Regions from separate parts of the Homo sapiens genome. Here region 2 is linked to region 1. Evidence: chromatin contacts called from ENCODE Hi-C data. All regions are on one chromosome and are shown on one strand. Each heading gives the region's core, a stretch centred on a gene start or an enhancer-like site at or near the end of the contact. The rest is flanking DNA. Distances are from core to core; before and after follow the strand shown. Region 1 overlaps SEC14L1 (SEC14 like lipid binding 1). Region 2 overlaps TBCD (tubulin folding cofactor D).

What was found. Hi-C counts contacts between places; a loop is a spot of excess contacts on that map. Pooled maps may share reads with other maps.
Region 2: a loop to region 1 is called in a pooled map of psoas muscle, with 26 times the contacts of the local background. The contact joins two enhancer-like sites. A Hi-C loop is called at or near these places in 2 of 50 pooled maps.

What each region holds. Positions count from the first base shown.
Region 1 is chr17:77,187,481-77,190,682 of GRCh38, reverse strand. The region is part of intron 3 of SEC14L1 (SEC14 like lipid binding 1); the gene reads right to left. Among named protein-coding and RNA genes, the nearest start is that of SEC14L1, 48 kb to the right of the region's middle. Within about 2 kb of position 1,427, at least 5 of the 41 ENCODE cell types and tissues checked have a DNase peak (open chromatin) inside an H3K27ac peak, as active enhancers do.
Region 2 is chr17:82,862,398-82,865,599 of GRCh38, reverse strand. The region is part of intron 13 of TBCD (tubulin folding cofactor D); the gene reads right to left. Among named protein-coding and RNA genes, the nearest start is that of ZNF750, 24 kb to the right of the region's middle. RefSeq lists a silencer at 693-772 and an enhancer at 1,063-1,572. Within about 2 kb of position 1,504, at least 17 of the 41 ENCODE cell types and tissues checked have a DNase peak (open chromatin) inside an H3K27ac peak, as active enhancers do.

The DNA of each region.
Region 1 (3,202 bases), core at 178-2,677:
TGTCTTCACATCTGAAGCTTTCATTAAAGAAGAAAAAGACACTCCATGTCCATGGATCGGAAGATTCAACCTAGTAAAGATCTCAATTCTCCCCATAAGTAACATCATTCCTAACAAAACCCCAGCAAGACTTTGTGGTAATTATAGACAAGATTGTTTTAAAATTTATATGGAAAGACAAAGGAACTAGAACAACTAAAACGATTTTGAAAAAGATGAATAAACTGGGAAGAATCAGTCACCCCGGTATTAAGGCTTACTCTATAACTACAGTAATCAAGACCATCTAGTATTAGGAGAGGGGTAACTGACATACAGATCTATGGGACAAAATACAGAACCCAGAAATAGACTCAAACAAATACACCCAACTGATTTATTTTTTAGTATCTGCACCTGTCAGGGAACACCGACTGATTTTCAACAGAGATGTAAAAGCAATGAGGGAAAGAAAGCACGCCAGTCTTTTCAACATGTTACTGGAGCAATTACACATCCATAGGCTGAAACAATAATAACAATGAATCTTGATCTAAACCTCACACCTTGTATAAAAATTAACTCAAAGATCAGCGACTTAAATGTAAAACACAAAACTAAAACTTTTAGGGAAAAAAAATAGAAAATCTTTGGGATCCTGGGCTAGGCAAAGAATTCTTAGATGTGACAACAAAATCACAATCCACAGGAGAAAAAATATATAAAATGAACTTCCTCAAAGTTAAAAACATTTGCTCAGCGAAAGACCCTGTTAAGGCCGGGCGCGGTGGCTCACGCTTGTAATCTCAGCACTTTGGGAGTCTGAGGTGGGCAGATCATGAGGTCAGGAGATTGAGACCATCCAGGCTAACACGGTGAAACCCCGTCTCTACTAAAGATACAAAAAATTAGCCGGGCGTGGTGGCGGGCGCCTGTAGTTCCAGCTACTCAGGAGGCTGAGGCAGGAGAATGGCGTGAACCCAGAAAGCGGAGCTTGCAGTGAGCCGAGATCGCGCCACTGCACTCCAGCCTGGGCGACAGAGTGAGATTCCATCTCAAAACAAAACAAAACAAAACCCCTGTTAAGAGAATGAAAAAACAAACTACAAAATGGGAGGAGGGATTTACAAACCATGTATCTGACAAAGGACTAGTGCCTAGAATACATAAAAAATTCTTAAAACTCAACATAAATACAGTGAGCCAGGAGAACACTGGTTTGGACTGAGCTCCTGCACCAGGCCCAGCAGACCAAACCAAAATGGAGTCCCTCTTGGTAACCTCCATACCACCAAGCCAAAAGTAAGTTGTTTATCTGACTTTGCAAGAAGTCAGGAGAAAGAGAACAGCAAATCCCCCAAATGGGCCAGTTTGGGCCAGCGTGGTAAGGAAGTCCCCTCTGCGTTAACCTTTACAAGGGAAGTCACTCTGAAACCACCCATCTGCTCTCTGTTCTCTGTGTCTGTTTCCCTCACCCCTTTTCTGTCTACAAAGCCAGCTTCCCCTGCTCAGCTCATGAGAACACTCATTCTATTTCACAGAATTCTGTTTTATAGAATGAGGTGTTGCCTGATTCTGGAATCAAAAAAGCCAATTAAGATCCATACACTAAATTTTTTTGTAATTTTGTCTTTTGACACACAATTGAAATTTAAAAATGGTTAAGATGGTAAATTTCATGTGCTTTTACCATGATTAAAAAAAAAAAACAACTCAAGAGTTTTAAAAAGTCCAATTAGAAAATGTGCAAGAGACAGGAAGTGATATCTCACCTGAGAGGACACACAGATGGCAAATAAGCACACGAGAGATGTTCATTAGAGAAAAGGGCCATTAGGGAAATGCAAATTAAAATCACAAAGGAGTATCACTATACAACTATCAGAATGGCTAAAATAAAACACAGTGCTGGTTGGGATGTGGAAGAACTGAATCCCTTCCACATCATTGGCAGGAATGTAAAATGGTGCAACCACTCCAGAAAACAGGTATCTTCTTAAAACCTAAACATGCAACGGTATACAACCCAACAAATGCACTCCTGGGCATTTATCCCAGAGCAATGAGAGCTTATGTTCGCACAAAACCCCATATACAAACATTCATAGCAGCGTTACTCATAATAGAAACTGGAAACAACTCCGAGATGTCCTTCCTGAGTGAGGCTAAATGGACTGCGCTGCAGCCACACCACGGAACACTACTCAGCAAAAAAAAAGAATGAACTATTGATCCAGGTGAGGAACTGGATGAATCGTGGGAGAATTATGCTAAGCTAAAAAAAAAAAAAAGCCTCAGCAGTTACATACGGTATGATTCCCTGTCCATAACACTCTTGAAAAGACAAAACTAGAGAAACCGAAAACAGAAGAGTGGTTGCCGGGGCTAAGGAAGGGGTGGGGACAGGAGCGAAGCAGGTGTGGCTGTAAAAGGGCCATGAGAGAGATGCCTGGGAAGCACTCTGCGTCTCGACTATGCGCACGGCAGCATCCTGACTGTGCTGGTGCACACAGTTCTGCAAGACGTTATCACTGGGGGAAGATGAGTAAAGAACACATGAGATCTTTCAAGATTATTCCTTGTGAATAATTAAATTATTCAATATTATTCTTTGTAAATAATTTAATTTACTCTGTAGCAATCCACAAAGATTACCAAACTAAAGATGTTGCAGAATTCATATTAAAACCTAAGCGATCCAGAGGCCCAGGCGTGCAGATCACTTGAGCCCAGGAGTTTGAGACCAGCCTAGGCAACATAGCATAACCCCATCTCTACAAAAAATATAAAAATTAGCCAGGTGTGGTGGTACATGCCTGTAGTTCTAGCTACTCAGGAGGCTGACATGGGAGGACCACCTGAGCCCAGGAGGTGCAGGCTGCAGTGACCTGTGATTGCACCACTGCACTCCAGCCTGGGTAACAGAGTAAGAGTAAGACCCTGTCTCCAAAAAAAAAAAAAAAAAATTCCAGTAGCCCATGGTGCATGTGAACTGGAAGTCATAGGATATAGGGTAATAAGAATAAGGCCGGGTGCAGTGGCTCACGTCTGTAATCCCAGCACTTAGGGAGGCCAAGGCAGGCAGATCATTTGATGCCAGGAGTTTGAGACCATCCTGACCAACATGTCGAAACCCCATTTCTACCAAAAATACAAAAATTAGCTGGGCACGGTGGCATACACCTGTAATCCCAGCTACTTGGGAGGCTGAGGTGGGAAAATC
Region 2 (3,202 bases), core at 255-2,754, 5.7 Mb before region 1:
TCAGGCCTTCCCATTTCGGCACTGGGCGGTGAGGGCTGTGCACAGTGCAGCCGAGTACCCCCGCGGCACAGACAGCCCGCCACACCCTCCACGAGGAAGGCGTGGAAACGTGGGCACCTCCCACATAGCCCAGAGAGGGTGGCTGTGGGCAGGGGGTGTCTCCCCGACTGCTCAGGCCCCTGCAGAGCACTGAGCCTCCCTCCCACGATGGGGTGGATGTGGAGGGACCCTCAGCGTGGAGCCTGCCGGTGCAGAGCCCGAGCGCAGGAAACGGCTCCCGAGAGCCGCGTGGCCGTCCCTGCAGACCCTCCCTTCAGCACCAGCACACACAGCCATCCGTGTGGCCGTCCCTGCAGACCCTCCCTTCAGCACCAGCACACACAGCCATGGCTCCTGTCCCAAAAATGCAGCTCAACTTGCTCAGAAAAAAAAACGCCAGTGTTGAATTTGCTAGGAGGTAAGAGGCAGTGATGGACAGAACACCTGGTTCCACTGACATCTGGGTTTCCAGTTCCCACAGGACGTTGTAGAGAAGCCTTCCCAGAGGCCCTCAGCTGCCTGCAGGGAGCAGCAGCTGGCCTCATGTCTGCTGCACCTGCAACGCTGCACAGTGGGGCAAGCACAGACTTGGTGCTCGGCCTGCCCTTGGGGGGCAAGGAGCCCCACCCCCAACACAAGCAGGCCCCCGCTGTCCCCACGGTGCCCCAGGGAGTGAGCAGGCCCCCGCTGTCCCCACGGTGCCCCGGGGAGTGAGCAGGCCCCCGCTGTCCCCACGGTGCCCCGGGGAGTGGTGATCCCAGCCCTTCCTGTGCTGCTAGGGTGGGCGCCCGGATATGCATCACCTGCTCTGCTCTCCCCCAGTGCCCCAAGCACAACCCCGGCCTCGGTGGGATCACGCACCAAGCCCCAAGCCCGCTCTTTCCACAGGAAAGTCACCCAGCCACGCTGGCCCAGCAACTCTCCCCACCTGTGCCTGTGAACCAAGATCCCACCTGCCACCACCCACTGTGCAGGGTCGCAGAGTCAAGGACCCTCTGTCAAGGTGCTGGGGACAGTCACAAATCCCCACCACACGTGAGGCACGCAGGCCAGGCCAGGTGTATGACACACCCTGGCCAACACGAAGACACAGAGCCCGGGTCACCCAACTGTCACCAAGCTCAGATTCTTACAGTTGTTAAAATAAGAGCACAGAACGTCCCTGCTGTGAAAGGCCACCTCCTGGAGAGCACAGAGAGCCGGCACTCGATCTGCCTGGATGGGGGCGATGAGGAAGCCCCACAGGCTGGGCACCCGCAGGTCACACAGCAGCTTTCTGTTCTCTGCACTACATTTGTTTCTTCATGAAATTAAAAAGTGAGACGCTTCAAAGAGCCCTGGAAGCACAAGTGAAGCTGATAAATCACACAAGAGATGACTCATCTTTTACCCACTCTCTAAGAAAGTCCCAGGCCACAACACAGATGGCAGCCATGCCGCAAACCTCCTGTGGAGCGTCAACAGCAGGCAGCTCCCTTCACTGGTAAGACAGCCCCTAAGAACACTGGTTAGGAGGTTCCAGCACCAAAACTGTAAATGCTGCACCCAGTGAAGATGATTTTGCATTTAGTCCTGAGGGTGGTAATCTACTCAGCTGTCACTGACTGCACGTCGGACTGCCGCTGTGAGGCATTTGAAAGGCTTGAGAAGCACAACTCTATAAAAAGCTCCACGTGAAAACCAGACAGGACTGAACTGGGCCCCTGCTACCCTCTCTGCCCCCATCACCCACCTCTGCTATCAGGCAGCACCTCCTACTCCTCTCCAGGTTCCTCACCAATCCTGCTCTCCCAACAGGATCTGAGGCCAGCTGCATCAGGAGCCAACTGCTGCTTCCCGAGGAGGCTTACAGTCTGAGACCAGGGAAGGCGCCCAGTTCCTCCAGGGGTCAATGCTGAGCTCAGGGGCACTGATGAGCAGAGTTTTGGGAGGGCACTGGGTCCAAAGGCTGCGTCCCGAGCACTAACCCCTCAACCAGCACCCTCCCCGCTCACACTGGACCACACTGCCTGCACCCTACCCGCACACAGTAGGTGCAACATTATTGTGAGTGAGTGCTTCTCTCCCATTCTTTCTCCAAGAACACAGATCATTTGCAATTTTTCAGAACTGCTTAAGCCGTCGCTCTCGGAGAGCTTTCCCTAGGACCTGGCTGGAGCCTGGCCACCCTCATCACTGAAGGGTCCTGTACAGACACCGCTTGGCCTCCACGCTGCGTCCGGGTCTGCGAAGCCACAGCACCTAAAGGTTCCAGGCACACAGCACAGGCCAAAGCCCTGGGAAGAAATGCTTCTCCTCCTCCTGGGGGCATCTGCCACCCAGCCTGCAGCCAATGTGGTGAAGCAGCTGATCTGAGGACTAAGCCTGGACAGACACAGGCACCACGAGGACGGTGGGGCCAGCACATGGAGGCCTGGTTCCCACAGCTTGGTCCCTGGGCTACTGGAAAGCAACACAAAGAAATTACGATCCCATCCTCATATCTTCACTTTTTGACATTAATAAGCCTCCCAAAAGGGAGGTCAAGAGGTCAACACAAAAGGCGGACGGCTACATTCCACCCAGTAATCCTCTCCCCAGCCACACCGCAAGACCAAGCAGGGGCAGCCGTCACCAGATATCCCAGCTCAGAGCTCTCATCGACAGTCACACCCGCACGCCGGCAGCCACCTCGGACGCGTGAGAGGACAGACACCTGGCCCTACTTAACGGAATGAGGCCCCGGCCTGGGGTGGCCGCCTGGACTTCCATAACTCCACAGGTGACTGACTTCTGCCACAGCTGAGCCGGGGCCGGCAACACACGTGCACAGGCAGAGAGGCCAACTCACGGCAGAAGACAGTCCCTAAGCTAAAAAGACATGGCGGGGCATCACCCTCCCGTGCTAAAGATAAATCATGTGCTTAGAAATAACCCTCAGATCGAAAAATAACCTACCCATTCACTGAATTTTTTATTTTTTCAATACAGACACTGAGAACCCATACTTTGAAACACTTTTCTCTAAGACTGAGAGATTATACTCTTTATAAATCTCCTCTTAGGCCTCATCACACATTATTCACCCAAACTGCAAGGAGGAAAGAACCCAAGGCCATGTTCCCACCTCCCCCGTCTGGGCCAAGGACCCCCAGGCTGGTCTCTGGGTGAAGGTTCCTCCACC